Regions from separate parts of the Homo sapiens genome. Here region 1 is linked to region 2. Evidence: chromatin loops called from intact Hi-C (ENCODE). Cell type or tissue: GM12878. All regions are shown on one strand. Links, peaks and the distances in the headings refer to the core of each region. The heading gives the core; the rest is flanking DNA.

The links. A loop is a pair of places that touch in the nucleus more often than their neighbours do. Peaks named below come from ENCODE experiments on the same cell type or tissue, not always from the same donor. Only the 100,000 strongest peaks of a DNase experiment are listed, where the experiment ranks them.
Region 1: it touches region 2 in a loop (2.9-fold over the local background); 2 of 110 quality-filtered maps call a loop at or near these places.

Annotation. Positions count from the first base shown.
Region 1 is chr5:56,672,347-56,688,640 of GRCh38, forward strand. No RefSeq gene overlaps it. Among named protein-coding and RNA genes, the nearest start is that of C5orf67, 74 kb to the left of the region's middle. RefSeq lists an enhancer at 14,262-14,411. In GM12878, for the core only: no CTCF peak of the experiment used is centred there; no DNase peak of the experiment used is centred there.
Region 2 is chr5:56,319,741-56,336,034 of GRCh38, forward strand. The region is part of intron 2 of LOC105378977 (a long non-coding RNA gene); the gene reads left to right. Among named protein-coding and RNA genes, the nearest start is that of ANKRD55, 95 kb to the left of the region's middle. In GM12878, for the core only: no CTCF peak of the experiment used is centred there; DNase peaks (open chromatin) are centred at 8,261, 9,341, 10,101 and 10,596; H3K4me3 peaks cover 585 bases; H3K27ac peaks cover 1,484 bases.

The DNA.
Region 1 (16,294 bases), core at 7,268-12,267, 350 kb after region 2:
TCCCATGTGTTTATGCTTCTGAGGAAGACAGCTTCGGTACCTTCCTTCCCTGTCCAAATCCTATCGGCAGCCTTTATCACTCTTTCGTTCTTTGAAATGAGCAGTTGATGTTTTTCTCATGTTCTTATACAAATAACCACCTTAATTCAGCTTAGAGACCCACATCTCCTTTCCAACCAGATTAGTATCCCTTACAGAAATTCAGGCACTGAGTCTCCCTCTGTCGCTCAGGCTGGAGTGCACAACCTCAGCTTACTGCAACCTCTGCCTCCTGGGTTCCAGTGATTCTCCTGCCTCAGCCTCCTGAGTAGCTGGGATTACAGGCATGCACCACTACGCCCAGCTAATTTTTGTATTTTTAGTAAAGACAGGGTTTCACCATGTTGGCCAGGCTGGTCTAGAACTCCTTACCTCAAGTGATCTGCCTGCCTCAGCCTCCCAAAGAGCTGGGATTACAGGCATGAGCCACTGCATCTGGCTACATCCAGGCAATTTTAAATACCTGTCTGTGTTTTATAACCACTCCAAGCTGGTCAGCCTCAAGGAAATCAACTAGGAGAGTTCAGAGTTTTTCCATGTTAAATTCTGACTCTATTTACCAAAGCAAACAAATTAAGGTACTGAAAGACTTTAGTAAACACAAATATTTTTACTTGTGGTTACAGAGGCTTTGCAAGAGCTCTTGTTCTTAGCAGTGATTATGTTGAGCCATTCATTTCATTCACGTAATAGTCTGACAAAATGTGAATGCCTACCATGTGTCCAGTACTTTCTAGGTGATGGAGACGCAGCAGGGAACAAAGTTTCTGCACTCTTGGATCTCATATCTACTGCAAGAAACAGACAAGCAATAAACAAGTATAGCCATAATATGTCAGATATTGATATGTGCCATGGGGAAAAAGAAAGTGAGAAAGTAGGTGAGTGGGTACCAGACTGCAGCAGTAAGGAAGGGTGGTTGCTAATGTCATATATAAGATGGACTCACTGATAAACAGACTTGAAAGAAATGAGGAAGCAAGCGTTGTGTACATCTGGAGGAAGCCGTTTCCAAGCAGAGGGGGAACAAAAGTAAAGGCCTGAAGTAGGAGTGGCATATTCTTGGAACAGCGAGAAGGCCAGGGTGACCAGAGCAGAGTGAGCGAGGAGACAGTGGAAGGAGATGTTGTCTTGAGGCCCAGTTGTGTGGGGCTTTGTAGGACATTGCCGGGGCTTCAGCTTTTTCTCAAAGTGAGGTGGAAAGGCATTAAAAACTGTGGAACCCAGGAGTGACATGATCTGATTTCCATTTAAAAGAATCAATTTGCCTGTGTATTGAGAAACAACTGTAGCTATCTATTATTGGCTACTACAAGACTCCAGGGATAATGGTGGCTTGGACCAGTGGTGGTAGCAGTGGAGGTGGTGAGAAGTAGTAAGATTCTTGGAGGTAGAGCTGACAGGATTTATTGATGGATTGGAAGTATGAGGAAAAGAGAACCAAGAATGACTTTCAAGGTTTTAGGTTGGAGCAATGATATGGTTTGGATCCCACCCACATCTCTCGTTGAATTGTAATCCCCAGTGTTGGAAGTAGGGCTGGGTGTGAGGTGATTGGATCATGGGAGCAGAGTTCTCATGAATGGTTTAGTACCATCCCCCCTTTGGTACTGTATAGTGGTAGAGTTATCATGACATCTGGTTGTTTAAAAGTGTGGAGCACCGGCCGGGCGCGGTGGCTTACGCTTGTAATCCCAGCACTTTGGGAGGCCGAGGCGGGCAGATCACCTGAAGCTGGGAATTCGAGACTAGCCTGACCAACATGGAGAAACCCCATCTCTACTAAAAATACAAAATTAGCCAGGCATGGTGATGGGTGCCTGTAATCTCACCTACTTGGGAGGCTGAAGTAGGAGAATTGCTTGAACCTGGGAGGCGGAGGTTGAGGTGAGTCGAGATGGCGCCATTGCACTCCAGCCTGGGCAACAAGAGCGAAACTGTCTCAAAAAAAAAAAAGTGTGTAGCACTTCCCACCCTCTCTCCTTCTTGCTCTGGTTCCAGCCATGGAAGATGTGCCGGCTTCCCCTTGCCTTCCACCATGATAGGACGTTTCCTGAGGCCTCCCCAGAAGCAGCAGTCACTATGCTTTCTGTATAGCCTGCAGAACCATAAGCCAATTAAACCTCTTTTCTTCATAAATTAACCAGTCTCAGGTATTTCTTTATAGCAGTCTGAGAACAGAGTAATATGGAGCAACTCTTGGGCAGAATTGCCTTTTGCTAGAATGAGGAAGGCTGGAATAGATTCGGGTTGCCAGAGGGGTGAGGAGTGCTCGTGGGTTATGAATCAGGACTTCAACACTAAACATGCTGGGCCGGAGATGCCTGTTAGATATCCAATTAACAGAACTGATTGATACAAGTAATGAAACATTTTATTAGAGATATATCTCAAGAATGCAGTTAGAAACACAATGGAGATTTGTCTCTAGCCTAGAGACATAAATGTTTGTGTCATTAGCATATGGATAATTGGCTTATGGTTCTGCAGGCTATACAGACCCCTGAGACCAGATGAGATCACCTAGTGAGGGTGGATAAAAAAAGACAAGGAAGGACCAAGTACACAATTATTTGCAGGTCATTGAGATGAGGAGAAAGCAGCAAAGAAGGCAGAGGAAGGTACCAGAGAGGCAGACAAAGATTAGAGAGCAGTATTCCCGAGTCAGGTAGGTGGTCAGCTATGCCTAATTCTGCTGATTCTAGAGGCAAGCTGAATTATAAGGGGAAAAGCAAAAAATAGCCACCGGCATCTCCTGCTGTCATATCTACAGTCTCCTGTTACAACAATAATAGCAAGAATAGTAGGAATAGGCCGGGCGCGGTGGCTCACGCCTGTAATCTTAGCGCTTTGGGAGGCCAAGGTGGGCGGATCACTTGAGGTCAGGAGTTCGAGACAAGCCTGGCCAACATGGTGAAAGCCTGTCTCTACTAAAAATATGAAAACAAATTTAGCCAAGCATGGTGGCGGGCACCTGTAATCCCAGATACTTGGGAGGCTAAGGCAGGAGAATTGCTTGAACCTGGGAGGCAGAGGTTGCAGTGAGCTGAGATCGTGCCACTGCACTCCAGCCTGGGCAACAAGGGCAAAACTTCACCTCAAAAAAAAGGAATAGTAAGAATAAAGAACTATCATCTATTGAATGTCTATCATGCCCCAAGGATTGTGCTTCAGTAAATATCACATGTCAACAGTGATGGGTTGGTAGTGGCTACCTGGAGCATTGTGCTGAGAGGGATTCTGAGGCTGCCTCTTTGCTCAAAGGAAAAGGATTGAGCTGTGATATTTGCTATGTATACAATAAGGAATTGGCTTCACAATTGCCAGGTGTTTGTGGACATTGTACTAAGATTTTACGTATATCATCTGAGGAGCTCACAACGCCAGAGTAGTGATATAATTAGCCCCATTTTACTAATGCAGAGACCCAGGTCAGAGAGGTGTACTAACCTCTGCCCAGTGACACAGCTAGATGTGCCAAAGGGGAGGCTTGGCCCAGGTCAGCTGACCTTTGTCCCACACTGCACAGTTTCTCTCTCCTTCTTTCTCCACCCAATCAGAAAAGCACATGGAATTTCAGATCCCCAGGGTGCCCCTTTTCTAATTTAAACTTATGACACAGAAGGCATATAATCAACAGGATCAACATCAAATGCGCTGATTCCTTTAGGCTCAAAGAAAACGTGGTAAGCTAGATTCATGAACTTATTTAGGGACACATGTTTGCAAGCTCAAATACAGGAGAAAAAGAAACAAAACATGAAGTAAGAGTAATAAAACCATTCAAATAGCAAGTTTTTTCAGCCTAGAGCAGTTGAAGATGACACAGTAAGAGCAACCATTAAAATATGACTATTATTTTGTCTTCATCATTCCCATAGCAACCTAGTATTATTCCCTGCCAAAAACTAACTCAGTAGGCACCAAGAGTTCACAGCTCCTCGTTTAGCACCAAGTCCTTCCCACAGTCATTTGTATTAACATTTGCAAAAGATTTATTTCCCTTTGATTCAAATAATTCCACATTCCCAAGAATACCTAGACTGGAGAGTGGCCAACTGCCTGCAGGGCCTGCAGTCATCTCCCCGGTCCAGGGTAGTTCCCTGGGCGCCTGTGAATGGCTCATTGTTCAAGACAAACCCACTGCAGAGAACAGAGAAGACACAGAAGAGGAATTAGTGTCATGTTCTAGAGACTGATCTGGACTTTGAGCAAAGAAACTGCATGCCCATGGCCATCCCCTAAGGCTACTATGAGTCACAGCTATCAGTGCCTCCCAGCCCAGGGCTCCCCTGAGATACAGCTCAGTTCATAATCAATAATCAACACACATCTGGAGGTTTCTAACCCACGTTCTTCCATATAACTAAGCAGAGGGCTAGTAAAGCAGGGCCCAAAATGAAAATCTTCATCATCCTCAAGTATTTGTTAAGTACCAACTGTGCAGGATTAAACACGCTATTCAGGGAAAAGTCTGCAGGCACCTTCAAATAGTCTTCATGGCTTTAGCAACTGACCAGAAATCTAAGAAAGGTGTGATGTTTAGACTCTTATATGATGGAGGCTGGAAACCTAAATCCTGCTCTGAGTTTTGCTACTGAGTTTCTGAATCTATTCTGTATATTCAAACTAATAGAGTACTTCAGAGAAAGGTCTAACTACCCACTTCAAAGTCCATTGAAATCAAAGATAAAAGACTGTAATTTTAGAATTTCTTGGGATTAATCAACCTGTCACCAAATTCAATTGCAGAGTGCAAAAAATGTTTCCTGGTGTAGACTTTCTACATTTAGACCTTATTTGTTATTTCAGCAATATATTAATGAACCACACAATTAATGCTTGATAAGTATAATTTAGTAGCCACAAGCTTATTTTTCAGAATATGGCTATTTTCAAAAAGTTACACTTCTTCGTACTTATTCAGGTCTTTTATTGTCCTTATTTGAGCCTTTTAATAGTCAGAAAACTACATTTCAAGATAAATTTCCATGCCACATTACTTCTCCCAGCTCTCAGAAACCCATCAAAATACATTAGAGAAAATCAATATGGTAATCCAGAAACAATAGCTTAATTCAGTTATGGTCCTGACTTACCCATCTGCAAAAAACAATAGCTATATCTGCCCAAGTGAATATATATCCGACTTTACGCCATGGAGAAAAATAAATCTAACTTGCCAAGACATGCCTCTACCCTTCAACTTCCCTACTTACTATCTACAAGTAAGGCAAAAAGGCTATATGGAGTCTGAACTTCTAACCAATGTACACATCTCAGTCTTCATTGAGGCCATTAATACATTAAAAACATGGATGAAGGGCTATTTGTTGCGTAAAGTCATTTTTCCCTTGACATTTATTATCAGTAGAAAAGTTTTTCTGTTTTAATACCCACATTCTGGCATATAATTACTGTAATAAAGTCTACTTCTGCACTCTGGGTGACTGCTGCCAGTATTATGAAATCATGGCAATGGTTGTAAAAATAAGGGAGGTCACAACCCTTCCACACACACACACACCCACTCTGCAGCTGATATTAAATAGCTCTGGTGGGAAAATGCAGACCTTTAAACTTTCTCTACCAAACTCAATGCATTCTGTATTTAACTTCTTTAAAACAATTTGTGTTATAAGAATTCAAAAACTGCATATGGCCATGGAAAAAAAAAGAAGGAGCTTGTACTTAATTAGCTACTAAGTCCAACTTGGACGAAGCACAATAACAACCATTTCTTTGTGCTAACTATTTTTAATGATATGCATTACATGCATTGGCCTGTCTACTGCCCAGACTGTTCCAGCATCAATCTTGCTTTAGTCTTATGCTTTTGGCAAAGAACAGCATTGGGAAAAGTCTTCATTGTGATGTTTTGCCATTTTGGGAGGGATAACTCCTAAAGCATGAATTCCCTCTGAACTTTAAACTACCAACATGGCTTCATGACCACAAGACAATCAATGTCCAAGCACATCAGAAGCTGTACAAATATTCTCCTTGCACCTCAAACAGTACTCAATATTTTGATTCATCCTCTCTGGGCTTAAGCCGCTTGAATATTTTAATCCAATTGCTTCCAGCTATTCTCTTACATAACTGTTGAATACAATTTTTCTGCTTCCAACCAAGAACCAAGTCAAGCTAATTCAAGATCATGAAAAGGACAGACAGGTCCAAGAGGCAGTGGCCTGTGCATTAAAAAATATATATATATTCTAGTTCTTTACATAATAGGAATTTCCTTAGAAAGGGTCTGTTTTTAAAAGTAGAATCTTGGGTTTCCAAATTAAAATAATCCTGAGTAGGGCTGCTCCTTGAGGGTCTGAAGGCCAGGATCTCCTCTTGCCCTTAGAATGAGAAATCCATCGTCCTCCAAAGCATCACAGAGAATATAGAATGTGGGAGAACAAGATGTCTAAGGACCACAAGAAAACATCAACAGAACACAGTACAAAGAAAACCAAGCCCTGAGAATGTCACCTCTGCTCTAAACACAGCAACTCCGCCGTCATCTATTTTATTTCCTGGCCTTATGTATCAAGTTTATGTTTAGGAAGTAAAAGAGCCACTAAAACCGTTTTAGAAAGCAGTTTGAGTTGTGCAAACCCTGCAACCAGCAATTCCACTCCTAGGTATGTGTCCTGGAGTAACTGGTACATATCTGCCCCAGAATGTATGTATGTGAATGCTCACAGCATTGTTGTTCATGATGGCTGCAAATCAGAATCATCCCATAGTACAATGGATAAATACATTGCAGTGAATTTGTACAATAGAAAACTATACAGCAGGAAAAGTAATAAACCAGAGGTTTGTGCCACAACATAAATGAATCTTACAAACACAATGTTGAATTAAAAAAGGCAAGATGTGAAAGAAAACATAGAATCATTCCACCCATATAAAGTCGGAAAGGAGGCAATACTAATCTATCTTATGTAGAGATGTATATATGAGTAATAAAGCCAGGAAGAAAAGCAAAGAAATGATTAGCACAGAAGTCTGAAGAATATTTTCTTTGGAGGGAAAGCAGGTGAGAGAAAGTTGTGATTCAGATTCAGGATGAGAAGTAGGGGAGACTTCTGGGGTGCTGGCAACATCTTATTTCTCACCCTTTAAAATCTTTCCGTGTGAATATTTTATCATTTACTTCACAATTGCAAAAATTAACAAACACAAAAAGCACCACCTAAAGAAAAAATGTTTGAAGAAATCACTGTTTCAATTTAATTTCTTCATGTTAAATAAGGAACTGGAGGTCAGGAAGATTAAGTCAGTTGCCATTTCTCCTGTTGACCTGATGTGGGCTCTTGGATGCGGGGCTTGTTATGGAGCCTCTTCTTTTCTCAGAACCTGGGGACCTGGAGAGGCCAGGCCATCTGGAATTAATGTCCTTCCCCATATTTTACTCTGCTGGTTCCCCAAGCACTTTACCCAGCCAGAGCTTCTTTGCCTTTCCTTTCTCTCCCTTCAAGGTAAGGATTTTTCTACTTTGAAAGGAGTTGTTAATGGATAACCTTTCTTCTCCAGTGGGTTTTAGGGGGTCAAGGGCCTGTCATTATTCCACTGGGCTCTTCCATCCAGCATGCAAACTGACCCACTCTTCTTCCTCCTCCACAGCTCCTCTTCCTCACAGGCAGCCCTCAACCTCTCTCAACTCTGTGGATCCAAACTGGACAGACACACGTACTATACAAACATCCTTGTATACACGCATACCACCACTCAGACCCTGTCTTGATTCCATGTCTGCCTGACTTACAGTCCTATGCAGACCGTATCTAATGCATAATCTATACCCTAAAACCTACTATACTTTGCATTTCATGGATGTTTAAAACTAAAATTTTAGCCCTACATGTTAAACTCAATGCTTCTTTAGATACTTTTCGATCATCATTCATATAAACAATTGAAAGTGTCAGGGTAAGTTACAGACATGTACTTTGGCTACTGCAGGGGTGTCATTCTAAACTCCTACTGCTTGAGCTGCCCAGTATATATTGCCTTTATAATCAGGTTTTAAAAATATTTGATTATCTCCTTCCTCTAAAAAAAAATCAGTTGCTGAGGAAACATCTAGCCAGAACATTGTTTAGAGGTAAAATTGTGTGTTAAGAACTTCCACATGAGGCATTTGTAAATAATAACATAATGTAAATAATAACATGATTTTCACAGCTTATACAGGAATCTGTTTACTAGATTTCTCCAAGTCAGTGGCATTCTTGGATTTTAAGAATCTAAAAGAAATTTAAGAAAAACCGAAGACAGAACCTGGAGAAGTAAATGAAAGGGTAACAGCAAAAATTCAGAAGTGCTGGTAATTGTGTTTGTTTGTTTCTTTTAGGCAGTTACACAAGCAAGAAATTGCAGGGCGGAGCTTGACCTTCCAACAGAAATCTCTACAGAGGCCACTACAAAGATTACCAAGCCCAGTGTATGTCCTCACTGTCGGAACAATACTCATTACAGTTTGCAAATTTGGACATTAAAGAAACTGTATCATCCTTGAGTGTTCAGAGTAATGGAATTTCTGCTGCCTCTCAGCATTCATGTCATTGCCCTGAAGCATGGTGGCTTGATTGCAAAAATCTTCAAGGAATCTTCATTCCAGGACCAGAAATTTCAGGCTTGACAAAGTAAAGGTAGCAAAGTGAAGCTATGTCCCATAACTGAGAAACTCTATGATAAGTCTCTGAAAAATGGAATTACAGAGGGAACCAAAAATCCAATGTAGTCCATGCCACCAAGCAGAGCAAAAACACAGAAGAAAATGGCAAATAAAAATGTAGGCAGCAAAAGAAAAATATTATGTATGAAAATCCAAATAAAGCGATAGATTCTTTAGCCCCATGAACAACTCTCTCCAAATAAACTTGCTATCACTCTCAAAGAAGCTCATATGCATGTAGAAGTTTTCTAGCCATGGATAAACAAGAAAGAAGTGTCATTTCAAGAAGAGCTGGCCATAAGAAAAAATGTTTTTGTCAGAAGAACAGCAATATTTGCAATCTCCCACCTTCTCTGCAGAAGGCCAATGTAACCAAAAACATCTGAAGAAGCCAAAATCTTCTATGTGTCATGTGGGCACAATGCCAGTACCAGATAAAGCAAAACAAGAGGGGTGATTATTTTTCTCTTCAAAACAACCCCATGTGCAAAGACTTGATTTGCCTCCTGCTGTGTACCTTCAACAAGATGAACTCATGTAGTTAAAATTCCAGATCACATCACTTCTTTAAAAATCGCTCCTAGGGACTTTGCTCTCTGGTTTTCTGTGCCTTGCTGTCATCTACCCATCCTTCCCAGCACTGCTTGACCCCAGCAGCACACACAGAGCCTCCCTTGCCTTTGGATTCCCAAGGCATTAGCTGTGCACATCACTCATTCTGACCCAATGCACGGAGCACTGCTTCGGGACCAAACTGCCCCCCAAGAGTTCGTGGTTTGTTTCCCCAACCAGATTCTAAGATCATGGAAAACAGAGAACTTTATTGTACTTTCTTATCCATCCCCTACCATAGTGCTGAGCTCATAGTAGGTGCTCAGACCTACTATGCTCCACGCTGCCTTCCCCCCCACCGCTCTGGATCATCACGCAGAAATAAATACCCTTACAGCGCGAAGGCACCACCATCAGGGTGGTTGTGGCTTCCCTTCTGTTGCTTCAGTGTCTTCTCTTTCTCTGGTTTGCTTTTTAGACAAAGAGTGGGCAGAAACTAAAAACACCTGCAGGTCAGTGAGTGTCTACTTAATGCAAAATGATGGCTCTGAACACTAGAATACAGGTCAGGTCACCACTGAACTTTAACATAGCATGATGGTAACACAGGTCATAACCACCCTGAGCAATAAACAATGTCAGGATCACTGAATAGCAAACAATTGTAGGGGACAGATAGAAGTTTTCGCAGTATTTGGAACTAAGTCCCTAAAACATCCAACAGGACCGTTCGTTCTGCTATAATGTGATAGTAGATTCTTAAATATTATGTTTTATCAAAAACTGGGATATTAAGATAGTTGTTTCAGTGGAAGGGGAAGATGATTAGGGTTAGGATTGGAAAGTTTCAGACATGATAACTAACAATAGAGGAGTTTCATAGTTATATGTTATTATCATAACCTAAAATATACATACCCCATTGGTCAAGGTTGACAGAATAAACCCAAGTGTTTCAAACCACACACTCAGTAATATCAGTCTTCTCCATCTCCTTTGGCTTTTATTTTGTGATTCTGCTGATTTGAACACCCAATCTTAAACCAAAGAGAGAAGGATATAAGCAAAAATTCAGAGCAGCTCACCAAGGAAACATGCAACAGTATCTTGCTAGGCTTTGCAGGGCCTTAATTTTCTCTTCCCCCGTGGGGTTCCCGTTCCTCAGTCACCCATTATAATCAAGAGAAGTTGTATAATGCAAAAATGCTCCGAATTAGTAGAATAACTTGTATTATTTTCCATTATGAAAACTCCCAATAGAGGGAAAATGGCTAAACTCCAGGCTTAAAATTCAATTTGGGATTTTCATATCAGTCACTGACTTCCTGGGACCACATCAGCGATGTTTCTGTCAGGAGTCTATGGCCATAGAGATATTAGTCTTGCCCATTCCTGAACAGCCTCTCCAGATTGTTTCCCTCCAAAATGCAGGAAAATGTCCACTGTACAATTTTTTAAAACCATAAAACCTAGTAGAAAGGACCAGAGGCATCTCCTTAAGGTATAGGCATCCTCCAGAGCAAGAATGATTCTAGGGGTAAGGCTGAAGGTGCCTGTGGCTGTACCTTCAGGGCAATTCTTCATGTCACGTGGATCATGGGGATTTGGTGTTTTAAAGGAATATTGTCAACAGGGAAAACTAGCAGGCCCCTTAAAAAGGTGAGAGTGGAAATCTAGTTTAAAAAACAAGGCATCTCGTTCATCTTCTACAGAATTTGCCAAATCCATCCTAGATGAGTGGATGAAAAGTCTTATTTCCATGCCATCAATTAAGGCCATTAATCCTTTCCAGCACTGACATATTGGTCTGGGCTTATTCAGGATTTTGACAAAAAGCTTACACAGCAGGTTTTCTGATTGAGTCATTCTAAGTAATTCTGAGGCCCTGGGAAAGTCAACCTGCTGTATCATTATAACTGCCAGAATGCTAAGTGTGCCACCTGGATGATCTAGACCATCTATGTGACATTGCCAGGAAGCTTTTATAGCACCATCTCACAGATGAGAAAACCAAGGCATAGGGAAGTTAAGCATTGCTATGATCTGAATGTTTGTGTACCCCCAAAATTCTTATACTGGAATCTAATATCCAGTGTGATGGTATTAAGCGGTGGGGCATTTTGGAAAGTGATAAGTTATGAGGCTCTGCCCTATGAATGGGATTCGTGCCCCTATAAAAGAGACTCAAGGAAGCTCCCTTGCCCCTTCTGCCATGTGAAGACACAGCAAGAAGGCACCATTTTGAAGCAGAGAGAGCAGCCTTCACCGGACACTGAATCTGCTAGTTCCTTGATCTTGGACTTTGCAGCCTCCAGAACTGTATGCAATACATTTCTGTTTACAGATTACTGAGTCTAAGGTATTTTGTTACAGCAGCTCAAATGGACTAAGAAAAGTGGCTTCTTCAAGAACATGTGCCTGATAAAGTTGATGAAATCAGGATTCAAACCTAGGCTGTCTGATACAGGCCCACAGGCTTAACCACTACACCACACTGCCTTTCTCCATGTATGCCACAAGGACTTAATATGAGTGGCTTACAAGGACTCATATTAAGTGACTTCCCAGTCAACTCTTTGTGCTCACATCACATCTCCTCAGCCCACCTCTGATTTCAGCCCTGGTTTTGGCATTGAGTTCTAGAAATCTCAGGTCATTTTCTTGCTTTCTGCCTCAGGACCTCCTGTGAAGGTGTGGGAGCCCAGGCAGGCCACTTTCAAGTCAGCTTGGAAATCCTCAAGCAATGAGGCGTGAGAACTGTGAAGAAGTGCCCCAGGCTCCAGCATAACAAAGGACAATCTGGAGACTTTCCATGCACTTCTTAGAACGCCAGGGTAACCATGCTCCCGTTGTCCACAGCATCAGCCTTGATAACATACCCTAATATTTTCCTTTCTGCCACATTCTCTCCATCCCCTCATTCCTGCTTCTTGGGTTCAACTCCTAAATAAACTACCTGCACGTGAGATCTACTGTCGGGCTTGCTTTTGGGGAACCAAACTTAGACATCCTGCCTTTGCAGCTTGATGAACCACACTGTTTCTTGGGGCTCCTTCCTAATCTGTTATTCAGATTTTTACATCCTACACAAATTTTCAGCAACCTGCCCTGAATGAAGTCCATCAGGGCATACATTCCAGAAGGAGCTACTGCCAGTACATGAGACAATTCTCTTGTGTTAAAATTTACCTAAAGGTTCCGGGCTGTGAGTTGCTGAATCTGCATTTCCACCTAGTTTTCCCAGAAGTGGCTGTTCATCCAGGAAGACTTGTTCTGCTCACTAGTCTATACGGAAGGCTTGGCATAGTTCTGTACTCAGTTATCCAGAAAGACAGTTCTGGTCCTCATATAATCGTGTGGATGTGTTTAGAGATTCTGTAAGGTGAAAAAGCAATCTGCCAGTGCATTAATTTGGAGAAACTATGTATTTCTATTTTAAAACTGGAAAATTGCTTTTTAAAATTTGTCATTTCTCCAAATATTTTATTTTTCACTATGCTAAGTGATCCAAATGCATTGTACATTCCCTATGCTGTAGGTACAATTATTGTGCCCTCTAACCACTATAGATGCACAATAAACTCAGAGTAATAAATTAACATTCAAGACAAATCATTAAATTCATGTTCACAATTCCCCCCATAAAGAAAGACTGTAAGCATCTCTTTAAAGGTATGTGACAGTAAGGTTATTTTGGCTTAAGACCAATTTTCAGTGCACAGATCAAGAATGTTACTTATTCTTTTATTTGTTTGTGTTTTAATTGTGGTGAAATATACATAGAATTAATCATGTTAGCCATTTTCACTGTTCAGTTCAATAGTGTTAAGTATATTTGCACTGTTGTACAATGAGTCTCCAGAACCTTTTCATCTTGCAAAACTAAAATTTTCTATCCATTAAACAACTCCTTGTTTCTCCCTTCCCCAGCCCTTGGCAGCCACCTTCTACCTTCTATTTTTATGACTTCACATACTCTAGATATCTCATAGAAGTGAAGTCATACAGTATTTGTCCTTCTGTGACTGGCTTGTTTCACTTAGCATAATGTCCTTGAAGTTCATCCATGTAGTAACTTCCTTTTTAAGGCTGAATAGTATTCTACTCATGCAAATACCACATTTTGTCTATTCATTCATCCATCCGTATACACTTTGTGTGGCTTCTACTTCTTGACTATTGTGAATAGCTCTGCTATGAACATGGGTGCACCAGCAAGTTGCTGTTAATGAAAATGATTCATTCTGTAGTGTTCCTTCCAGCTCACAGTCTTACATTCCTGTTATCAAGAAAAGCTAACTTAAAGTCCTTCTTACTCAGTTATCCACATTTGGAATTAGCTTAACCTGTTGGCCTAACAGTCATGACCCAGTGTAACCACTCATGTCTCAGCACAGATGACAAAACGCAACTTGGCTAGGAGGAAATAGGCTCAGTGGAGGGCTGGCCTTGGAGAACTCATCTTAACAAAGTGGAGACAAAGTTATTTTGGGAGGTCATGTAAGCAGAGTGATTATCATCATGGGGTCTGGGATCAAAATCCCAGCTCCAGCCTTCACTAGCTGTGTGACCTTGAGAAAGTTACTTAACCTCCCTAAACCTCAGTTCCTAATCTCTAAACAGAGGCAGTGATCATAATAGTATGGACATCTAGGAACATGGTGAGGAGTAAATAAAATAATCCATGTTAAGAATTTAGTGTCTGGCATACAGTAAGCGCCCAACAACTGTTAGCCCATATTCTGTAGTTACAGGTCACTGTTCCAAACCCCTCAATTTACAGAGGAGGCTCAGCAAGTTGAAGGAACATTTACTCCTGCCTTCACACGTAGCCATATGCATATGCAGACACAAAGCCACAGAGCTCCGTGTGTGCAAAGACCCCCTGTTTGATTTTAAAACCCTTGTGATCAGGGCTTTACTATCTAGCTATGAAAGTTTGGTTTATCTCAAAACTTTGATTTAAAAAACACGTCAATTAACCTAAGTTTGACCCTGAGAGCCCACAGGCTTAAAAACAAAAGCTAAAAAACAGGAACTGAAAAAGTTAAAAAAAAAAAAAATGTGAGCAAAACTAAGTAAACAGCATGCACACTTTTCTACTTTTCTGCTAAGAAAATCCTTAACTTTGTATTTCTTGAATCCTGTTTAAAATATATTTGGCTTTCTTTTGCATCAAATGTGGACCATCATAACCATCATCCAAAGACCACTGCACTTTAAATAATGATCCACGCTTTTACTTGGCCTTTCACAGGCTGGAACCAATTACCAAATTTCTCTCCCCACCCCCCCACCCCCACCCACCAGCACATTTCTGCCTTTGCAGCTCTGATTACTAGAGTTGAACACATTTGAGCAGTTCATTAGACAACAGTCCAAAGCTTCAGGGCAACTTGGGGGCCACATTCACATAGAATTCAGAGTTTGCAGCCTGCCAGCCAAGCACGCTCCCTCATGCATGCTGCTGCTGAGCAACTCCCAGTCCCATAGAACAGCCTCCCAGCTACAGTGTCCTCTCTAAATCTCTGGCTCATGGTACCTTTCAAGTACATGGTGAGCTTCCTCTAGCATTCTGGGACACTTTAAGGAATCTACCTGGCTCTTTTTCATTTTTAAATTTTTAAAAAATTATTATGTATTATTATTATTGTTATTTTTTAAGCCAGGGTCTCACTCTGTCATCCAGGCTGGGGTGCAGTGACAGGATCACAGCTCATTGCAGCCTCAAACTTCTGGGTTCAAGCAATCCTCCTGCCTTAGCCTCCCAAAGTATTGGGATTATAGGCATGAGCCACTGAGCCTAGCCTTCTTTTTTTTGATCAGATTTACATTCCTCAATATTCAAGGTTCACAATGCAAAGCAACATTAACGATTTATTTTCTTCTCAGGTTTTGTGTGTGTGTGTGCACACGCATGTGTGTGTAATTTTATTTTATTTTCTAGCTGGAAAGAGGCTGTTTCTCTTGGGGCTAGTCAATTCTTAGAGATGGCAAAGGGCTCAGCCTTTCATATGAAAATGAGCCAATCCAGCCTTTCATAAGAAAACTACCCAGTCTTGCCTGTGCACCCAAGGAGGCAATATTCCTCTGCCTTAATTAACCCAGGGCCAGGTATCAGGCAACTAGGGGCCACCCCTCTATCTTAGAGGCTGCCCCAAATAATTCAAACTAGCCAATCCTAAACTGTCTACCCTGCCCTGCCTTTCTCATGAAAACCCCATTTATTGGGGGCACTGGCCAAATCTTCCCCCAGTTCCTATCTTCTGCTTCCTACCACCCTGGTGTTTTTCCATGTGCCCCTGCATGGCACGACCATGCCTCCTGTCACGAGGACCTGTGAGCATAAACTTTGTTTTGCTGAGCTTCTCCTCTGTCTCCTTTTGTGGCCACAGCTAACTAAGCATCTCATAAAAAAGTGCAAAATATCAGGTCACCCTGCCTTGCTCCTGTTCCTGCCCAAGAACCACCCAGCACATGAGGGGTTAGCAACACAGGCTGGGCATTAAAATCACCTGATTTTTGCACTTTTCTATGCACATTTCTATAAAACTATGGATGTCTAGATATCACTCCAGGCCATCTGAAGCTGCACTTCTGAGGATGCCTCGCAGGGCTCAGCTGTTCCTAGGAACTACTCAGGTGATTGTGATGAATGGCGAGGGCTAAGAACCTCTGCCCAACCAAAACAGGATGTCAGTGTACAGCCCCAGGCCCCACACTCCAAGGGCAGGCCATGTGCAAGATGAATTGCTGCAGAATCCTTCAAGGCATACCAAAAATTCCCATAAGGAGTGACCCCAATTCACCGTTAAAGGGGAAAATGTCCTTCCTCAGCTCATCTAGAAATAAAATCTACAGGACTCATTTCTACTTGGGGTCACTGAAGGCCTGATCCTACACTCCAGCCAACATCACACCCTGAGTGCACATCTTATCTGGCTGAACACTGCTTCCAGCCTGTCCTCATGAGTACACCCACATAACTCCAGTTCACTGCAGATTAAGTCAGAGAGAACCTTG
Region 2 (16,294 bases), core at 7,560-12,559:
GAGCACTCCCCATCTCCCAGCCCTCAGAGATCTCATTGTGAGCATTTTCTTCTCATCCCCATGCACTTAGGGTTGGGCACGCAGCCAGACACGATCCACTTTTCCAAAGGCGCCCCCTGAGGGGCAGCTTCCTGGCAGGCACCTTCCACAGGCAAAAATGATTTGCCTGTGAAGACTGATGCGCCAGACGGACAAGCTGAGGTTTATGGTTTTCCACCAAGGGGTTTCACAAAGCCTTGCCAATTCCCCTTTTGCCATTGGCCAATTCCCTTTTACTGGCTCTCTCTGCCTGTCATCTGCTTTGTCAGCCAAATCCCTTTTCATTTTTCTCAGCTTCATCTTGGACCCAGGCCTGGTAAAGCCTGTCAGGAAGATCCCTGACACACGAAGTTTTATGTCCCTTCCACCACCAACCTAGAGGCCTCGCCTGGGCTTCACCTCTGTGCTGTTTCAGAGAAGCGCGTTCCCATGTCTTAGAGAGGGCAAGCACGTTTAACAGAAACACTCGATGAATAATAGCACATATAATTATTTTCAAATGAGAATTTAAATCAAAAGATGTAAAGAAGTAATGGAAATAGAACCCTCAGGAGAGAATTGGAGGGGGAGAAAAACCAAGTGGAGATAAACTAAAATAGAAACTGTTCTTGTACAAAACTGAAAATCACCAGGGAGGGTCCAAAATTACACCAAAAACAGCATAGTTGTTTTGGAATCAGGAATCCTGGATGCCTGGCTGAATTCAGGCACCATGCGAATTCTTCTTGGGATTATTTTGGACCTGTCTCAAACTTACTTGCCTTTTTCTCTCCATTACGGTGAGAAATCACTCCTCATCATTTCTCAGCAGGATCTCTGAGTGCTCGCTAAGTGTAGGGGGCCCCGTCGCTTACACACAACTTGCCCTGGTGCCTATTTGGGTTTTGGCTTGTTTGTTTAATCTAACATCTATTGAGGCCCACTAGGTGCCAAATACTTTACATGCATTATCTCATTTAATTCTCATAACAGCTCTATGATGTAGGGATTGTTATTATCCCCATTTGAGGATGATAACAGATGAGGAAACTGGAGCTGAGAAGGTAGAAGCCATCTGCTCAAGGACACACAGCTGTTAGAAAGTAGGAGAAACGGAATTCAAACTCAGGCGTGTCTGGCCACAAAGACCATGCTCCGAACCATTCCATGGCCACCCTCTCTTCCTCTGTGAATGACTTTCATGTTTAAACTATTTTGCAGTTTGGGAATAGAAATACCTGCCACTCAGTTGGCCTCCAAATATACAACTCTCAAGCCCACTCCCATCCAAGCCAGCAGGAAAACCAGCTCTTCTGTTAGGGGTGCCCCTTGAGGCAGGGACTTTTTAACTCTTACCAGCTGTCAGGTGCTCCTATGGATGCCAGAAGCAGCTGAAATCCAAGGGTCTGGAGAGATTCTCTCCTTGCATAGCTAAGAGGGCTTCCTGGAGGTGGTGTGGCTCAAGCTCTGCTTCTGGTCCTCAGTGATGCTCATAGTTCTTCAGAAGGAAAGCAGGATGCCCACCCAGCCTGGCCCTCTACCCACTTAGGTGCTACTTGCAGTCAGGAGGACTTCCCACAGACACGGGCCAGACTCCCAGTGACACCATCGTAGAGTCATTGACAGTCATGAAGACACACTGCCCGGATGGGGGAGTGGGGTGTGAGTGGGAGGGGTGGTTTCGGCATGAAATTGTTCCACCTCAGATCATCAGGCATTAGTTAGATTCTCATAAGGACTGTGCAACCTAGATTCCTCTAGCATGCGCAGTTCACAATGGGGTTCCTGCTTTTCTGAGAATCCAGTGCTGGCGCTGATCTGACAGGAGGTGGAGCTCAGGCAGTAATGCCCTCCCACCTGCCACTTACCCCCTGCTGTGGGGTTGGGTTCCTAACAGGCCATGAACCGGGTACCAGTCCGTGGGCTGGGGCTGGGGACCCCTGCATTAGGGGACAGGCTCCTCTGCTGTTCTCTTTTTAGTCCTGTCACATTCTTCCTTCACGGTGATTTTCAGGGGCTTCCTTGCCTTTCTTGTGCTTGGGTATGGCTGTGGTCACCCACTCACCTTTAGTTCACCTCAGTGAATTTCAGTAACTTTGAATCTCGGGGAAGAGGTGTTGGGGCTTTAATCCTTTTAATCGCTTTCCTCACAGAAGGTCCCCAGGAAGTCCTCAGGTAAATGTGCCCCCACAGCCCTCAGAAAAGTTCAAGCAGTGCTTACAAACAAAATAATCAAGCCTCCCCTCATCCTGCTGGAGTCCTAACTCTCAGGGAAAGCCCAACTACTTCACTGTTCCTTGATCTCTGCCATTTAGTTGTTAGGTGAATTTTGCCCTCACAAGCACCTTGTACACTTGTAATGTGTGCGCCCCTCCTTGGCTTTTAGTGCTCAACAGAGCCCAATAACTGTGTCCACCAACTGGGGCCCTGGAGGAGTCTCTCTCTCTCCCTCTCCTTTTCTTTGTTTTTTAGCAATATTGGGAGCAATAATGAGTTTATTATTTTCAAGACTGTTTGGACTCCTCAAACGAGAGATATCAAAGGCAGGTTTCTATGGGGATTGGAAGTACTTTATTGTCAACCACCCTACAGCCTATCTGCAGATTACAGACCTCTAATCTGTAATAGTATAATGTAATGGAGCCATATTTCCAGCTATTCTGTCTTTGTTTGCATCACCAAGGGATGCAGGGGTTGTAGAGTGGAGACTCATGGTGGGCCTGTGAAATACCAGAGGTTTTATTTATTCATTTTTTTTGAGACAGAGTCTCACTCTGTGGCCCAGGCTGGAGTGTAGTGGTGGGCTCTCGGCTCACTGCAACTTCTGCCACCCGGGTTCAAGTGATTCTCCAGCCTCAGCCTCCTGAGCAGCTAGGACTATGCGCCCAGTTAATTTTTGTATTTTTTTTAGTAGAGACAGGATTTCACCATGTTGGTCAGGCTGGTCTCGAACTCCTGACCTCAGGAGATCCGGCAGCCTCGGCCTCCTGAAGTGCTGGGATTACAGGTGTGAGCCACTGTACCCGGCCGGGCGAGAGGCTTTGAAAGGAGCTGACTGTCTTCCCCTCGCTGCTCTTCTCTCCTCTGGCCCCAGTGGACCTCAGCAGGCCAGCTGACTCCCAGCCACCTGACCCAGTGTCACTCCCTGCCTGGACGCCTGGGGCACCAGGCTAGGGCAGGGGACTGTGCTATTTCCTTCTCCCCTGTGTATTCATCTTGCTCTTACACATCCGTCATGACCAATTTTGCATTTCCAAGGTTGGAATATGAGGATATTCTTTCTCCTGTGAGTGTTACGCTTTGAACTCAATAAACTGCCATGAGGAGGCACAGATAAGAAGTTACCATTTCTTAAGTGACTTCTGTTGCCAGGCTCTTTACATACAATATCTTATTTAGTCCTCAGAAAAACATGGCAAAGGAGATTTAATTCCATTTCCCTATTTGAGAAATTAAGGATGCAAAAGAGGTGCCTAGTAAGTAACTTACCTAGCAAACGATGGAGCAGGAATTTGAATCTGCAGTCCATGGCCTTTACACCCCTTGACTCTCCCTTATGGGTCATGGCCTATGGCCTGGTAATGGCCTTCCCTCGGGGGAATGAGCTGAGGCAAAATTAAGAAGCATTTCGACTTGATTATACTTTTATCAACCGAAAACCATTAAAAAGGTAAACTTAAGCATTATGGAATATTGTCATGTCATTTCCATGGAAGATACTAATTTTAAAACAAAATTGAGCACTTAACTCAATGTAATTAACTAGCTCATTTTCTCTAAGTATGATTTTATCTTACACTTGAATAGAACCTGAATTTCTAACTCACTCTCAAATCTTTTGCTGGGCATCTCTTCCAGTTTGACTATAGCACTAGAATGTTCTGCAGCATCAGCAATCACCCTGTCGGCAGCTTCAGAGCTGTTTCCCTGTTGTGATGAAATGCCCAGACTACAGAACCAGGCTGTGGCTTCTCAGCCCAGCTCTGCCACCTATTGAGGGTGAATCACCTCCCAGGATTGTTGTGAAGAATTAAGTTACTAGATTCAAAGCATTTAGAACAGTGAGCCCTCAGTGAATTTTAGCTACGACTATTAAAAATGTTTTCTACCCTCCTGGAAAAACTTATCTGTGTCTGCTTTCTGATATTGCTGCTCAGCTGCAAGTAGAAGACAACCAGCCGGGCAAGGTGGCTCATGCCTGTAATCCCAGCACTTTGGGAGGCCGAGATTGGCGGATCACTTGAGGTCAGCAGTTCAAGACCAGCCTGACCAACATGGTGAAACCTTGTCTCTACTAAAAATACAAAAATTAGCCAGGCATGGTGGCACATGCCTGTGATACTGGCTACTTGGGAGGTTGAGGCAGGAGAATTGCTTGAACCCAGGAGGCGGAGGTTGCAGTGAGCCGAGATCATGCCACTGCACTGCAGCCTGGGTGACAGAGTGAGACTCTCTCAAAAAAAAAAAAAAAAAAAAAAAGGAAAAAGACAACATATGTGTCATTCACTTGAAGTAGCTGTGAAAGATCTGGTAGGATAGTTGAATAGTCCTGTCTTTGGGCAGAGGACAGCATTAGTGTTGACAATAGTTGAGTATTACTTAGCATTGTACTGAGCTAGAACTCAAGGGAGAATGAGATTCTTTTGCTGCATCTCTTTTATAATAAAAGTTATCATCTTGTTATAATTAAAAAAAAAAAGCACCAAAACTACTGCATTTCTAGAGACAGGAGGCATTCCTAACTTTGGTAGCATGATTTCAGCTGTAGAAAGAAAACTGCATTTTACATAGGAAGAAATAAACAAAAATATTGGCAGCAGTTATTATGGGATAGTGATATTTTATTTTAGGTTTTTAGGGGTTCCTTGGGTACTTTTCCATAATTTTCAAAATCTTTAATGAATATACTTTACCTTTACAATTTAAAAGTTATAAAAAATAAATTTATTGAAATTGGATAAATTGACATCCATCCAGTTACATCCAGCTTTTCTATTATTTATTTATTTTCCTTATTTTTTTTTGAGACACAGTCTCACTCTATCACCCAGGTTGGAGTGCAGTGGTGGGATCATAGCTCACTGCAGCCTTGACCTCCTGGTCTCAAGTGATCCTCTCGTCTCAGCCTCCCAAAGTGCTGGGATTACAGGTGTGACCCGCTGCATGTGGGCAGCTTTTCTGTTCTGCCAACATTTCTTTTGATGACAGGATGGGTGTTTTTCCATCATTTTCTTTTGGCTACATTAATGTCCTTGCCAAATGTAATGCTTGTCTTACTAAACCTAATTTCAAGAGTAAAAAATCACCAAACTTTACTTATCTTCTGATACTGTGGCTTCAATCTGTTGGACAGACATTTGTGTCTTTGGTTGAGATATAGAAACAATTGAACAAATACCAGGGAAAGCAGAGTTTAAGGCAAGGTAAAACTGAAAAGAAAGAAAATAGTACTCAATCCTATCCCAGGCAAGCTGATGTCACTCGTTCGGATTGCAGCTATACAAGGTCACTCTATTTGACATCATTCTTGTTTGGTAACATTTTGCTCAAACTCCTAGTCCTTTCTATAAAACACTAGATTTTTTATTCATCAGCCTGCAGAACTCTTTCAAGTACTTGCAAAACTAACCAAAATTTTAGATTGAATAATGGGTTCAAAAGACTTCCAAACCTTCAGGATCAAACGGGAAGCTAATGGAAGATTTTAAAGCAGTGGTCCCTTCCCATTGCATTTCATGTTTTTCCCCCTTTTACAAAGAATTTAGAGCGTTTCAGAAAATATACCTGGGAATTAATGAATGATTCAGGAGTGCTCTTCTAGAGGAGAAAGTTCATTCTTTGTTTATCCAAGTCATTATTTAATGATAAACAGGCGAGGGGAGAGAACTTAGCATTAGTCCCGGTGCCAGCCAAGGGATAATTACAGTTAGCATTTCTGTAGTGTAGACGCTGATCTACGCACTTTACACATAATTAAATCATTTGATCCTTGCAACAGCCTTATGAGAGAGGGTTCTGTTACCTTCATGTTACGGGGGAGGAAATTAAGATCCAGGGAGGTTAAGAAAGTTGTTCAATGTCACGCAGTCATCAGGTGATGGAACTAGGGTTTGAATTGTAAGCAGGCTGCTCCACAGTCTGTGTTCTTATCTACCGCACTATTTTGCCTCACATTGATCACTAGAACTAGAAGGATGGGGGTAGCATGGATTGGCGGATAGAGCCAGGGCCCTGCCACCCCCACGGCAGCATCACCACCACCACCCTCACCAGCAGCAGCCTTAAATACTGTTGTGGGTTTAATCACGGCCCTCCAAAAGATACGTCCATGCTGTAAACTCTGGGACCTATGGATGTGACCTTCCTTATTTGGAAAAAGAATCTTTACAGATATAATTAAATTAAGGATCTTTTGATGAGGAGACCATCCTGGATTATACAGGTAGACCTGAAATCCAAGGAGAAGTATCCTTCTAAGAGAAGGGCAGAGGGATATTTGAGGCAGAAAGAAGAGAAGAACACAGAGAAGAGGAAGTGGCAATGTGGCCCTGGAAGCAGAGATGGAAGTGATAAGGCCACAAGTAAAGAAATGGTGACAGCCACCAGGAGCTGGAGGAGGCAAAGAGCAGATTGCCCCTCAAAACCTCCCAGAGGCTGAATGGCCCTGCTGTGTTTCAGATTTCCAGGCTCCAGGACTGTGAGGGAAAACATTTGTTATTTTAAGCCAGCTAGTTTGTGGTAATTTACTACTTCAGCCTCAAGAAACTAACACAGATATTATATGTTGGTATAGTATTTTTTTGGTTTCTAAAATGCTTTGGCATGCATACATGGCTTCATTTGTACCCCCTAATGGTTTAGTTTGGGGACCCAAATCCACCATGAAATGGCTGTGGGATTTTGTGCAAGTTGTCAACCTCTCTGGCCTCTATCTTTTCATCTGTAAAATGAGGCAGATAATGATGCTCGCACTGTGTCCCCCACCAAAGTACTGTGAAGATTAAATGGAAAGACACGCTCATGGACTTGCTATACTGACAAGTTGTATTTGATGCTGAGCTCTCTTTACCTATCCTTGGGTGACAGCTCCCTCACTGCCTGGAAGAGGATATGGGCACCATAAACACACCTAGAGGGAGTGTGGGCATGCTTCTGCCACCTCCTTCACCAGCATGGTGTGAGGCTGAGGGTGAGGGCTGGGTGTGGAGAGCCCAAGGCCACTGGGAGACAGGACAGGGAGGGAAGTTTAACAAGACTGTGCTTTGCCATGGGTTCAGTCATCTCATGAGCTGAGGCTTGGGGTCCCAAGGCTGACTTCTCAAGAAACATTTGGTCTAAGAGCAGAAAGGCGGAAAGGTCTGTCCCTATTAGCCCTTGTCCTCTGCATGATCAGAAGCCAGGGACCACCCGTGAAGGTGTGAGTAGAAGTTCATTTTCCTGCTGACCTTTCAATCCAGAGCCTTTGGGTGATGATGGCTCTGAAAGGTGGTAATTAGTGCTAATCGAGGTGATGGTTTTGTGAAGCTGACACCTATCCATTAGGAAATGGACTGAGGCCAAGGGACCAGCCACCCCACCAGGGGACAAAAAGCTAAAAAATCAATGCGTGGCCAAACTCTGCACAATTAGTGTGCTCCTCCAACCATGCTTTAGTGCACAAAGGGAACCCTTGCAAGGATAGAAAATGGGAGCTCCAAGGTTGAATGCCACCCTAAGCCTAGGAATAGAGACATAAACAATGACAAGGAAGAAGAGACACAGTGGGAGAGAGAAGAGGAATGGCGGGAGGGCAACTCGGTGTGCTTTTATGAGGGACAGAATACACTCGGGCAGCTGAGAATAGCACGCAGTAAGCCAAGGGCACTCACTCATCTACATTCAGTATAAAGCGATTTCCTGATTTTTCATGAGTTATGCCGCTTGCATTCTATCAAATTTGTTTCCTGTTCCTTTACTCCAGTGAGTCTCTGCAGGTACCCAGAATTCTGCTAAAATTTGGCATCATCAAGGAACAAAACCTTCACTCATGTTATTGCGATAACTTTATAACTTCTCTTTTCCTTATGCCCCATCCAAACCATCCTCTACACTTAAGCACAAGTGAATTTTTAAAAACACAAATCTGAAAGTGTAACTCCCCTGCCTAAACCTTCCACTGGCTTGCTATTGCTGTTGTACTTAAGATAAAACCTCAAGTCTGCCACATGGTCTGGCTGTTGCCGACCTCCCCAGGCACTCTGCGTGCCGCTCTCCCCACCACTCTCCGCCCTCCTTTCCACCCTCTGTTCTGGCTATGAGTCTTCAAGTAAGTCATTCATTCATGTACATATAGTATAAGTATGTATGTATGTAGACATATACGGAAGCAGATAACCAAGTTAGATATCCGTTTGACTAGAAAGCTCTTTCCCCTGTAATGTGTATGCCTAACTGCAATTTTTTGTTCTTCTGACACACACAGAAGCCTTCTCAGACTCTCTCCCTTTAATTATGTTCCCCTTATTAATTTTTCATAATTCTCATAACATTATTTTCACCTTAATAGCTCTTACTACAAATTATATGTGTGTGTATGATTCATGTGTATATATATATATTCATATTAAAAGATCAATTAGTGTTAGCTTTTAAACTAATGTAAGAGTCTTTAGAAACAGGCAAACAGATTAGAAACACTTTTCTTCCTTTTTTACTTCCTTCCTTTTCTTTTTTCCTTCTCTTTGCTTTGTTCTTTTCTCTTTTTTTTTTTAAATACAGGCATAAATATAGAAGGGAGGATCATATATATGTGTGTGTGTGTGTGTGTGTGTGTGTGTGTGTGTATATATATATATATATGTATATGAATCATAGTTTGCCTTTTTGCTCCTCCACTAAATTGTTAGCTCTAAGAAGTGGGACATGTATGCTTTGTTCTCTGCAGTAAATTCAGTTCCCCAACCCCAGATATTCTGGGATTTGATTGGTCAGGGGTGGGGTGGGGTCTGAGCACCGGCCTTTACTGAAAGTTCCTCACATGGTTCTCATGTACAGCCAAGTGGAGACCTGTTTATCTAACCCACCTTCATCATTTTAAGAAGGAAGGAGCTGAGGCCCAGAGAGGTCACCTGACTTGGTCAAGGTCTCTTGGAGCTGGCTATAAGCAGATTGAGACAAGGACTCAGTTCTTTTAGGGCCTGGTCTCTTTGCACACTATAATGTCCCTTCACTTAAGTTGGAGAAGCTTTATCACTGAGTAGAGAGAGGTTTCTTTCATATTTTTGCATTCTTGGAGGATGACTAACTCATGCTTGTTAGCCTGGGACTTTCCAGGTTTTAGCGCTTTAGGTCCTGTGGGTCTCAGGTAAAGGAAACAAAAATATGCCACTCCAAAATATACTTCTTTGGTATATTTTGATATGACTATTCACAGGAACTGCAAACCACAGGAAAAGCTTTGAAAAGCTGTCTTTTGGGGAGGCGGGGAGATTTGCATCTGTAGAGGAAATCTACATTAGTGAAATGAAGTTAACAGCAGACACAAACAGGGTTTTATAAGGCCTCCCTTATCCAGACCTAGGAAAGATTAAATCACAGGAAAGAGGGACTAAAGTTCTGACACTTCAAAAGGTCTGACAGATAAAGTTTTACCACATAAGAGCAGGATACTGTCTGTTCTTTCCGAGGGCTGCTATCCATGGGGCTCTATCTGCATAACAAGATAGCCTTTGCTCACCATGCCTTTTCTCCCCTCTTCCTCCAATAACTTGTCTTGCCATGCCCCAAGCCTCTATTCCTTGCTGTATGGTATATAACCTTCAGCCATCTGGCTTTCCATTGAGTCTCATACTTTGTGTGTGGCTTCTGTGTCCATATGCACATTAATAAAATTTGTACACTTTTTTTTCCCTGTGAATCTGCCTATTGTTAGTTTGTTTTATAGACTCAAATTATTTAAACTTCAGAAGCAAGAGCGAAGGAAATTCTCTTCATCCCTACCCAGGCAAGCTGAGATGGTTGACATCACTGTTTGCACAATCACTAAGTCCAGGTTAGGAAAGAGAAGCAATGCCATACGGTGATTGAAACCCAAATTCTAAAGCTAGACTCACCTAGGTTTGAACCGTGACTTGTCAATTAGATGATGACCTCAGGCAAGCTTCAGTTTCTTTATGTGTAAGAAGGGAGAAATAATGTTGTATGCCTTAAACAGTTGTTGTGAAGATGAAATTAGCTAATATTTGTAAAGCACTTAGCACAAAACATTGTTCATAGTAAAAGATCAATTATGGTTAGCTTTTAAATTGATGTAAGAGTCTTTAGAAATGGATAAAATGATAGATATACTTTTCTCCCTTTTTTCTTTCCTTCCTTTTTCTCTTTCCTTCTCTTTGTTCTTTTTTCTTTTTAAAATGCAGGTGTAAATATAGAAGGGAGATGTGTTTCTGAAGGTCTAGCAATTGCTAGAGCACTAAAATACCTCTTTTTTTTTTTTTTTAACCAGCGCTCATTACTGTCTGTCAACTCTAAATGCCACCCAGACATTTCTAGGTAGTGCAATTTTGCCCTGCCAAGTGAAAGCATTTCATGACGCTCAATCATTAGGCAGCTATTTAAAACAATTTTCTTTCAGAGCTTCTCCTTCCCTTGGGCATTCATGCTGAAGACTCTGTCAAAGTGCCTATTTCCTGGAATCTGGCTATAGCAGACTTCCCAGAGGTTGGTACACCAGACTAATCATTTTTCTAAGGCAGCACTGGAGCCCTCAGGATACCAGTTGAATCTGATCCACATGGTAGCTCTGGGAACACAAAATGCTAATGATGTGGAACTTAGGCCACTGGTATTTATTCTATTGTTGTTTGCTTATTTATTTATTATCCGTGCAGGCCAACCAAAAGATAAATTTGGGACCAACCTCAAACAAGGTAATTGGAGTGTTCATTCAGTAGTCTTAGCTTACTTGTACTGGCCATCTTTATGTCTTTAGTGAGTCCATATTAGAAATGACGGTGTCTTTTTAGAAGGATGAACTAAGCAGAAATGTAGAAAAATCAGAATTTTTGAGATTCAACTTTGAAGACAACCTCCTCCAATTCCTTGGAGAGTATTTTGCTCATTTAATACTTGGTTACATTGTAACATTTTGCAACCCACCAGGAAATCACTCTAACAGTAACTGCTCGTCAAACAGTGACAAGAGGATTTGGGGAAGGCAAACAGCTGCAGATTCAGATGTGGGAGGGAGGTGGGCAGATGATGGGGGAATGAATCTTGAGTGTCCACATGCCAGGGAGAGGCTCAGCCAGGAATGACACTCCAGGGTGACTGACAGTCAATGAAACTTGCCATTCTAATCAGCAATAAAAAGGAATGAGCTGTTGCTATACACACAACAGGGATGGATATTAAAATAAATGTGCTGAGAGAAAGAAGCCAGACCAAAAAAAAAAAATAGTGCCTACTGCCTTTCATTTATATACAATGCTAGAAAATGGAAACTATTTCACTGTGACAGAAAGCAGATTAGTAGTTGTCTGTGACTGCACTGCCACCATTCAACCTGTTTCTTAGGTCAGTAATTTGGCATCACCTTGAATCTTCCTTCTCGCTCTCGCTCCTGGTGCCCATTGACTCAGTAGACAGGCCCTAAAGAGTCTACCTTGTAAATTTTGTTCATAATCACCCTTTTCTCACTGTTTTCATGGTCACTTTCTTAGGTCCAATCTTCATACATCTTTTCTATTTCTTATTTGTAGTAGTCTCTAAATGGTTTCCTTCCCTCTATTTCCTGCCTATTCTAATTTATCCTTCATACTGTTTTCTGAATAACCATAAAATATTTTCTATCTTTAAATATAAAAAACAAAATTATAAAATATTTAAAAAATCATTTAAAATGTGCATAGAATTACAAACACTTCAGTGCCTATAACCCAAGATTAAGGACTGTTCACATTTTGGAATTTGTCTTTTGTGTATTATTATAAAAGAAGCTTCTCTTTTAATGGAACCATCTTTGCTCTACTTCCCATCTTCTATGCCATGGGTGCTCCCCAGTTTCCAACACTGTCATATATTTGTATATATCTATTTAGCTCATGTTGCGTACTTCTAATAAATATATGTATTCCTGTTTAAAAATTAAATAAATGATATAATATTGTATATGTCATTCTGCAACTTGCTTTATGACAAGTGTTTGATAACTATGTGTGCTGATATAGATGAAGATGAAATTGACTCTATACTGCTATATAATATTCTTATTACATTATACATTATGCATTATCTTGTGGGTGGGGCATTTGTGCTGTTTCTAGTTTTTTGCTGTTAATAGAATTTAAAAAATAAATATCCTTGTGTATGTCCCTGTAGTGAACTGAATGATGGCCTCAAAGATATGTTCATGTCTAATGCCTAAAATCTGTGAATATCACCTTGTATGGTGAAAGATGTTATTAAGTTAAATATCTTAAGAGGAGGAGCTTAGTCTGAATTATCTGGGTGGGCTCTAAATACAATCACATGTGAGAAAGAGAGGCAGAGGGAAGTTCAATACCACACATACAGAAGAGAAGGCAATGTGAGCACAGAGCAGAGATGCAGCCATAAGCCAAGGAAAGCCAATAGACACCAGAAGTGAAAGAGACAAGGAATGCATTCTCCTCTAGGGCTTTTGGAGGGAGCTCAACCCTGCTTCACCTGCATTTCAGGCATCTGGCCCCCTGAGCTCTAAGAGAATAAATTGTTGTTGTTTTAAGCCAAACAAACTTGTGGTAATTTGTTATGGCGGCCACAGGAGCTAACACAGTCCTGCATTACATTGAACAGTAATTTTCCACGGATTTAAACTTATGAGTCACAGGGCATGTGCAGTTTCCACTTTACTTAAATATTTAGTGAGTGTGTTACTTGCAATTGCAAAAATATGGAGCCAGCCTAATTGCCCGTCAATTAACAAGTGGATAAAGAAAATGTGGTAGATATATACCATGGAATACCACTCAGCCATAAAAAGGAACAAAATAATGGCATTCACAGCAACCTGGATGGAATTGGAGACTACTGTTTTAAGTGAAGTAACTCAGGAATGGAAAACCGAACATCATATGTTCTCACTCATAAGTGGGAGCTAAGTTATGAGGATTCTAAGGCATAAGAATGATACACTGGACTTTAGGGACTTGAGGGAAAGGGTGGGAGGGGCATGAGAGATAAAAGACTACACACTGGGTACAGTGTACACAGCTCGGGTGATGGGTGCACAAAAATCTAAGAAATTGCTGCTAAAGAACTTACTCATGTAACCAAACATGACCTGCTTCCTAAAAACCTATTGAAATAAAAAAAAAATTTAAAAAATAAAATAAAATGAGCTAAAAAGAGTGCAAAATAAATTTAAAAAAGATATTTAGCAAGTATGTTAATATTTTATTTTACTTTATTTTATTTTTCGAGACATGGTCTCACTCTGTCACCCAGGCTGGAGTGCAGTGGCATGATCATGGCTTCCTGCAAACTTGACCTACTGAGCTCAACGATCCTCCCACCTCAGCCTCCCCAGTAGCTGGGACCACAGGTGCACACCACCACACCTGGCTAATTTTTGTATTTTTTGTAGAGATAGGGGTCTCACCACATTGCCCAGGCTGGTCTCAAACTCCTGAATTCAAGCAATCCTCCCACCTCATCCTCTCAAAGTGTTGGGATTAAAGGTGTGAGTCACCACTCCCAGTCATGAGTGTGTTAATTTACACTCACCAAAGCAGTGTGTGCTCCTTTCCATTTCCCACATCTTGGCCAATTGTTGATACTGTTGGACTTTAAAGTCTTTGCCAATCCAAAGTGTGTAAAGTAGTATTTCATTATTATTTTACTCACATTTCCCTTATTACATGTGAAGCCGATAATATTTTTGTATGATTGTTGGTCATTTAGATTTCCACTTCAGTGAGTTTCCTGTTCATAGTCTCCACCCATGTTTGTTACAACTTCGGTGGTCCTTTACATTTGTGAATACTAATCCTCAGTCTGTCACTTATGGTTCAAATATTTTCTGTAAGTCTGTAAATTGTCCTTTAAAAATGATGTATTTTGAGGGAGAGAAGCTCTACATTTTAATTAAATTTTTATCAAAAATTTCAATTAAAGTTTTATCAAAAGCTTAAAGATTTACCAAACCTGTTTTTTATAAGTCATACTTTTTTTGTCTTGTCTAAGAAATCATTCCCTACCTTCAATTCATGAAGATTTTCCTATTAAATGTATACACTGTCTTTAAGTCCTATTTTTCACATTTGATCTTTAATTTATTCAGAACTTTGTATTAGTCTGTTCTTGGATTGCTATAAAGAACTACCTGAGACTGGATAATTTATAAAGAAAAGAGGTTTAATTGGCTCATGGTTCTGCAGGCTGTACAGGAAACATGGCTGAGGAGGCCTCAGAAAACATACAGTTATGGCAGAAGGCAAAGGGGAAGGAGGCACATCTTACATGGCTGGAGCGGGAGAAAGAGAAGACAAGGGGGAGGTGTTACACACTTTTAAACAACCAGGTGTCATGAGAATTCACTCACTATCATGAGAACAGCAAGGAGAAAATCTGACCCCAAAATCCAATTACTTCACAGCAGGCCCCTCCTCCAAGATTGGGGATTACAATTTGACATGGGATTTGGATGGGGACACAAATCCAAACCATATTATTCTACCCCTGGCCCCTCCCAAATCTCATGTTCTACTCACATTGCAAAATACAATAATCCCTTCTCAACAGTTCCCCAGGTCTTAACTCATTTCAGCATTAACTCAAAAGTCCATCTGAGGTTGGGCATGGTGGCTAAAACCTGTAATCCCAGCACTATGGGAGGCCGATGTGGGCAGATCACCTAAGGTCAGGAGTTCAAGACCACCCTGGCCAACATGGCAAAACCTCGTCTCTACTAAAAATATAAAAATTAGACAGGCATGATGGTGGGCACCTGTAATCCCAGCTACTCAGGAGGCTGAGGCAGGGAGAATTGCTTGAACCCAGGAGATGGAGGTTGCAGTGAGCTGAGATCATGCCACTGCACTCCAGCCTAGGTGACAGAGTGAGACTCCTTCTCAAAAGAAAACCAAAAAAGCAAACAAAAACGAAAACAAAGTCTCATCTGAGACAAGGCAAGTCCCTTCTGCCTATGAGCCTGTAAAATAAAAAAACAAGTTAGTTACTTCCAAGATGCAATAGGGGTATAGGAATTGGGTAAATCCTTTCATCCCAAATGGGAGAAATTGGCCAAAGGAAAGGGGCTGCAGGCCCCATACAAGTCTGAAGCCCAGCAGGGCAGTCATTAAATCTTAAAGTTCTAAATCAATCTCCTTTGACTCTGTGCCTCACACCCAGGCCATACTGATGCAAGGAGTGGGCTCCCACAGACTTGGGCAGCTCTGCCTCTGTGGCTCTGCAGGGCTTGGCCCCCATAGCTGCTCTCAAAGGTTGGTGTTGTGTGCCTGTGGCTTTTCCAGATGCACAGCACAAGCTATCAGTGGATCTACCATTCTAGAGTCTGGAGGACAGTGGCCCTCTTCTCACAACTCCAGTGGGCAGTGCCTCAGTGGGGACTCTGTGTGTGGGCTCCAACCCCACATTTTCCCTCTGCACTGGCCTAGTAGAGGTTCTCCTTGAGGGCCCCACCTCTGTAGCAGACTTCTGCCTGAACATCCAGGCTTTCCCACAGATCTCTAGAGCAGGGGCACAATGCTGCCCAGTTCTTTGCTAACACATAACAAAAGTTACCCTTTCTCCAGTTCCCAATAAGTTCATCATCTCCACCTGAGTCCTCCTCAGCCTGGCCATCTCTGTCCATATTACTATCAGCATTTTGGTAAAAACCATTCAGCAAGTCTCTAGGAAGTTCCAAACTTTCCTTCCTCTCCCTGTCTTCTTCTGAGCCCCCCCAAACTGTCCCAACCTCTCTGCCTGTTACCCAGTTCCAAAGCTGCTTCCACATTTTCTGGTATCTATAGCAATGCCCCATTCCTAGGTACCAATTTTCTGTATTAGTTTGTTCTTACATTGCTATAAAGAGGTACCTCAGACTGGTTTATTTATAAAGAAAAGAGGTTTAGTTGGCTCACGGTTCTGCAGGCTGTATACGAAGCGTAGCTGGGGAGGCCTCAGGAAACTTTCAATCATGGCAGAAGGTGAAGGGGAAGCAGGCACATCTTACATGGCTGGAACAGGAGGAAGAGGAGAGAAAGGTGCTACACACTTTTAAACAACCAGATCTCATGAGAACTCACTCACTATC